Regions from separate parts of the Homo sapiens genome. Here region 1 is linked to region 2. The links are chromatin contacts, found by Hi-C or POLR2A ChIA-PET in ENCODE. All regions are on one chromosome and are shown on one strand. The core of a region is the stretch at or near the end of the contact, and the rest is flanking DNA. Distances in the headings are between cores, read along the strand shown. Region 1 overlaps DICER1 (dicer 1, ribonuclease III). Region 2 overlaps SYNE3 (spectrin repeat containing nuclear envelope family member 3).

What was found. Hi-C counts contacts between places; a loop is a spot of excess contacts on that map. ChIA-PET counts read pairs that join two places held with the same protein, here RNA polymerase II (POLR2A). Pooled maps may share reads with other maps.
Region 1: a pooled map shows a loop between it and region 2 (2.1-fold over the local background). The contact joins two enhancer-like sites. A Hi-C loop is called at or near these places in 7 of 168 maps with a recorded cell type or tissue (adrenal gland, aorta, cardiac septum and 4 more), 1 of 37 single-sample maps with no recorded cell type and 4 of 50 pooled maps. POLR2A ChIA-PET finds 5 or more read pairs at or near these places in 1 of 52 experiments (Caco-2).

Annotation. Positions count from the first base shown.
Region 1 is chr14:95,122,824-95,125,523 of GRCh38, forward strand. DICER1 (dicer 1, ribonuclease III) reads right to left here. Exons shown (of 27, transcript NM_177438.3): 8 at 1,373-1,845. Among named protein-coding and RNA genes, the nearest start is that of MIR3173, 14 kb to the right of the region's middle. Within about 2 kb of position 1,273, at least 4 of the 41 ENCODE cell types and tissues checked have a DNase peak (open chromatin) inside an H3K27ac peak, as active enhancers do.
Region 2 is chr14:95,436,553-95,439,252 of GRCh38, forward strand. It overlaps SYNE3 (spectrin repeat containing nuclear envelope family member 3), which reads right to left. Exons shown (of 18, transcript NM_152592.6): 14 at 2,481-2,610; 15 at 268-429. Among named protein-coding and RNA genes, the nearest start is that of SYNE3-AS1, 78 kb to the right of the region's middle. RefSeq lists an enhancer at 2,005-2,700. Within about 2 kb of position 1,346, at least 2 of the 41 ENCODE cell types and tissues checked have a DNase peak (open chromatin) inside an H3K27ac peak, as active enhancers do.

The sequences.
Region 1 (2,700 bases), core at 23-2,522, 310 kb before region 2:
GACTAAAAACTGCCAGATGATGACCCTCGAGTCCAATTTCTCGTTACTCAAAAAAGTTTTTAAAACCCCTAAACATTCAGAAGCAGTTAAGCGCGTGTGCGCGTGCGTGTACGCGCGCGCGCGCGCACACACACACAAAGAAAGAAAAAGAAAAAAAAAAATCCCAAATTACCTTAGGAAGCAAAGCTTAGTTTTTCCTAAGAGATCACTACTTGCAGAAAAGTTAGGGATCAACTGTGGCCAATTAATGGATCTCATAGAAAAGTAAATTGATTTAAGTACAAAATAAGGACCTTTTTTGGCAGAAAAAAATAAGAGTATCTATCTACAAACCAAAAGGACCATACATTAAGTGACCATCTGACAGAAATCTGAAGTATAGCTCCCTGGCTGGTTCTAAATTAGAAAAAAAATCTTTCATTGAAGGGAGAAAGAGTAGGAATCCACGGCCTAAAATTTGGATTCAATATCACCTTTGCTAATAGTCTTAGAACTTTCCCCAACATTCTTATTCTCTTCTGATTCACAAAATTTTAATATGCAGTCTATGAACCAACCCAAAATAAATTCAATTGTTCTAAACTTTTTGCACTGTGGCCTTGAAAACTTTATTTTTGGAGACAAAGTCTGGCTCTACTGCCCAGGCTGGAGTGCAGTGGTGCCATCTCAGCTCACTGCAACCTCTGCCTCCCAGGCTCAACTCATCTTCCCACCACAGCCTCCCAAGTAGCTGGGACTACAGGCATACACCACCACCGGCTAATTTTTGTATTTTTTCTAGAGACAGGGTTTCGTTGTGTTGCCCCTTGTGAACTCAAACAATCTACCTGCCTCTGGCTCCCAAAGTGCTGGAATTACAGGCACAACCCATCATGCCCAACCTAGCCTTGAAAAGTTGAATCCATATTTTTAAGAGAAAAAAATCAACATTAAAAAATTAGTCACAATACCCAGATAAAATTTCTCCTAAGACTACCTGAGGGGAACACTTGGTGTGAAATGCTTAACACAATGTCTAACACATAGTTAAGGATTAATAAATATCTGAATTGAATCTAAAATTGAATATAAAACAATGCTTTACTTAAATGTATACTGATTTTTTTAAAAACCATACTTGTCCTCCATTTTAGGTAGATTAGAATAGATTAGCATCCTTTAAGAAAAAAATATCAGCCATATGAAAAGCAGCCTTCTGGAAAACATCCTCTCTGTCAATCCCAGGACAGCATGACGTATCAGCAATGATGGCGCCAAGTCAAGGACACTTACATAACCCTCATGCTAGCTCTTACAGCTGCTGCAGCGCATCACATCACAACACAGGACGCCTCCCTGTTCTCATGTGAAAGGAGTCAACTTACAGATTTACCTGTTTAAGACAACTGCTGTGTATCTTCTTTCCACAAAAATAATTCCGCACAAAATGTTGGTAAAAGGAGAAGGAAAATTTGTCTCTGGCTTCTCTTTTTCTTCAATTTCTTCATCCTCATCATCATCCTCAGAATCACTCCATGACACATAATTATCCTGATTTCTATTATTATACCACTCAACGCTTTCAAACTGCTGTCGCTCATATGGTTTATATTTGCGTAAGATTTCGAGCAGTTTGATTACTTTAGGAGTTACAAATTTCAGGTCAAGTGAGGCAGGTGAGAAGTGCTCTTCACATAGTGCATGTATTTTCCTTAGGAAAGTGTCTGTAAACAATAAAAATTTCCTGTGCAGCTCCTCTTGCTCATGTTTGATGTATTTCTGTAGTTCTCTTACCATCATTCCAGCTACTTTATCTGCACACCAGGGTCCCAGAACTACCAATACGGCACGACAGTCTGATAGTATCTACAAAAAAAAGAAAAGAAAAAACCTAATGCCAAATAATAATAATGTAGCATTTTCATGTGGGGTTTAACTGGGATTTCAGTTGTTCTCAAATGGCTCCTTAAATGTAACCCAGCCTTAGGTTAAGTCCCTGAAGGTGGGGGGAGAGGCCATTAGCCTTTTCAAGCTCATTTCGTATGTATATGCCTAGAACCATCTCCTTTTTTCAATAAAATAATCAAACAGAAATTAAAAGATGCAATTGTATGAGGTTAATGAAGCTTATTTTTAGATCTGTAATTAGTTAAAACTATACCTGAGTCATTTACTTCCTGCCAAATTACATAAAATTTATGTAGCACAGTAATTTAACTTTAGGCATCAAGGAAGAGCAATACAGTTTTCCTTGAACTTTATGTACAATATTCTCCAGCATTATATGTTTTCCACTATACTGACTAGAAACTGTGGATGAATTTTGGTCGATCTACAGTCAGCACCTCTGGATGCCACGGTGAGACTGTTGTAAAAACACTGCACAGCTGTCTCTATCATCATTTCTTTTTTCTTTCTTTCTTTCTAAACAGTAGGAAAGGCCTTTATTGGTTGGAAGTGGAAAAGGAGCTAGGACAGCTGCACTGGGGCAGCCTCCACACACTCTGTCACAGTTCTCCAAAAGCCCCTGTTATCCGATTTCAATGAAAACACCACCACAAGGTCAGGGCTCCTCAACATTAACATCTCAGCTAAATTCAGACTCTGATCCTGGACCCTCCCAGAGTGCTGCATCTTACAACTCTAATTGAGAGCCGAAAGTCAATCCATGGCCAGGGTGTAACTGAGGAATTGAGGGAGAGGGAGAGAGGCAGAGAGGCA
Region 2 (2,700 bases), core at 96-2,595:
CACAGCAATAGCTAAGTGACAGGAGTCAAGTGATTAGTGGTGATATTTTCCAAGTAGGGAACTACATAAGCATGCTGAACACACGAATGAATGCCAGAAAAAGTTCTAAAATCTTTGAACCAAAAAAGTTTAAAAGCGATTATCTATACACAAGGGAGAACAGCTCACAAACTGTGGGTGTGTTCCTTCTTTTGAAGAACTCCCTGGTGGCAAATGCCTCTGTGGGTGCAAACCTTATGGATGAGGGACCTTTCCTGGGGAACAGACCTGCAGCTTCGATTTTCTGGTCCTCAAGTCCTCAGCTGTAGAAGTTCTCATTGCGATGATTCTAACCAGCTTGGAGTTTTCCACCTGCAACCACTGCCCAAAGTTCCTCAGGAGCTGGGAGAAATCTTCATGGCTCCCTTCTTCTTCCTGTAGAAGATTTGCCTGTAGGATCACACACGGCCAAAGCGTCAGAGGTGAAAGAGCCCCCCTGGCCATGTGTCCTGGGAATTCCACCTGAGGCAGAGGGGCAGGGACCAGGACAAGATGCCCAAAATGGCGACGGGAGAGGCCTGGGGGATGAACAATGAATCTCTACTCAACATGGTCACATTTAAGGGCCAAGAACATTCCTCACTGTCCCCTTTCTGGTCCCCTGAGAGGTGACGGAAGCCACCACCATCTCTTACCAGGATGGCTATACAAATAGTCACCCTTCCACCATGCTTGCCCCCTCGGGGCTCCATGACCGGAGTGCTCTGTCTATGATGCAAGCCCATTCAGCTAACTTCTTGGTTATCCACATTGGTGCCTCTCACTACTCCCCAGTGTGACCCGGGAGTCTTGGTTCCACTGCGCATGCTGTCTTCCCTGTCCTCTGAGCCTGGGCCTGCAGATGTGTCTTGGCCCCTCAAACTGGCACTCGAATTTCTCCCTCTGCTCTTCACACATACTGTCTCCTCTGTGGGGAACACACCTCTCTCCCTCCTCTCCTCACTGCCACTCAGCCGTGAAAATTCAGCTGAGATGTCTTATCTTCCAGGAGAGGCTTCCCGGTCCTGGACCTAGGAACTGCTGCAGGCTCCCATAGCCTCTGGCCTGTCTGCCAAGGTGCACCATGTTTTTTTTGTTTGTTTGTTTTTTGTTTTTTGTAAATCCTTATTTAACAGCCTGTGGATGCCACTCCCTTGCTTCTTTCTTTTCAACAAAGCTCAGTTTGTTTAAAGGCAGTAAGGGAAAGTGATGGGTAAAACAATGTAGTTAGTTCTTTTTTTTTTCTTTTATAAAATATAGTCATGGCACAAAAATAGACCCATCTTGTATGATTTTAGTTTCCATTCTGGGGCCAGCAGGAAGTGTTCGGCCCCGATGCTCTCTCCCTTGCAGGTGCTACTGCTAGTGGCTCACAGAGGTGAGTATCTCCCGGGCCCAGCAGCATGGGCCTATCCCGAGAGCTTGTTAGAAATGCAGAATCGAATTGTGGGCCCTAGCCAGATCTACTAACTCAGAGTCTGCATTTTATCTTATTTCATTATTTTTTGTTGATTGATTGATTGATTGAAATGGGGTCTTGCTTTGTCACCAGGCTGGAGTGCAGTGGCACAATCACAGCTCCCTGCAGCCTCAAACTCCTGGGCTCAAGTGATCCTCCCACCTCAGGCCCCTGAGTAGCTGGAACTACAGGAGCACACCACCATGTCCAGTTAATTTTTAAATATTTTTTATAGAAATGGGGTCTTGCTATCTTGCCCAGGCTTGTCTCAAACTCCTGACCTCAAGCAATCCTCCTGCCTTGGCCTCCCAGCCTCCCAAAGTTCTGAGATTGTAGGTGTAGCTCACCATACCCAGCCCAGAACCTGCATTTTAATACAAGGCTGTGTGCCCACTGAAAAGCTCTATGCCGGATTCCAAATTCTCTGAGGGTCAGAAGCGTTACTCACGGCTGTATCCTAGCTCTGAGCACAGTTCTTGGAACAAAGTAGCACTCAGCAAATGGAGGAGTGGATGAAAGAATGAATGGGAAAATGAATAATTTGATGTATTTGAATAACAAGGAATAACTTTCTTTTCCACAAAGCTCAAGTTTGTTTAGAGGCAGTAAGGGATGGATGAAACATGGCAGAAAAGTTTTCCCATCTTGTATGGTTTCGGTTTCCAATCTGGGGCCAGCAGGAAGCTTTCAGCCCCGACACTCTCTTCCCTGCAGGAGCTGCTGCTAGTGGCTCACAGAGGTGAGTATCTGACTGGCTAAGGGATACCCCTACTGCCCTGGTGGCCTGGCTCTGCAGACTCTGGGATCTCTGAGGTCCTCTGTGGAGTAGGATCAAATGCTCTTTGGCCACAGCTGGGGCAGGCTCAAATGAGACAGGACGTGGCCAAGTCCTCAGAGCAGAGCATGTTGCCCCAGACAGGGAGGGGCCTGTGCTGGAGACCCCTACCCACCTCTTGACCTGGGGCCTGGCCCCTTCTCCCACAGCCCTGCTAGACAGACTCACGCGTCGACGATGCCTGGGAATAGGATCCATGGGATTGATGAGAAATCCTGACTTTGGGATGTTGTTGGTGAAAACCATTTTCTTCCCCGAATCCACTTCCATCCTCTGCAGATGCCAGTTTCTGATGAGGCTGAGAAGACAAACTCAGCCCAGTCAATGCAGAGATGTGGTGGGGACCCACCAGGACATGGGAAAAGTAATAGAATTGGGGAACCACGGG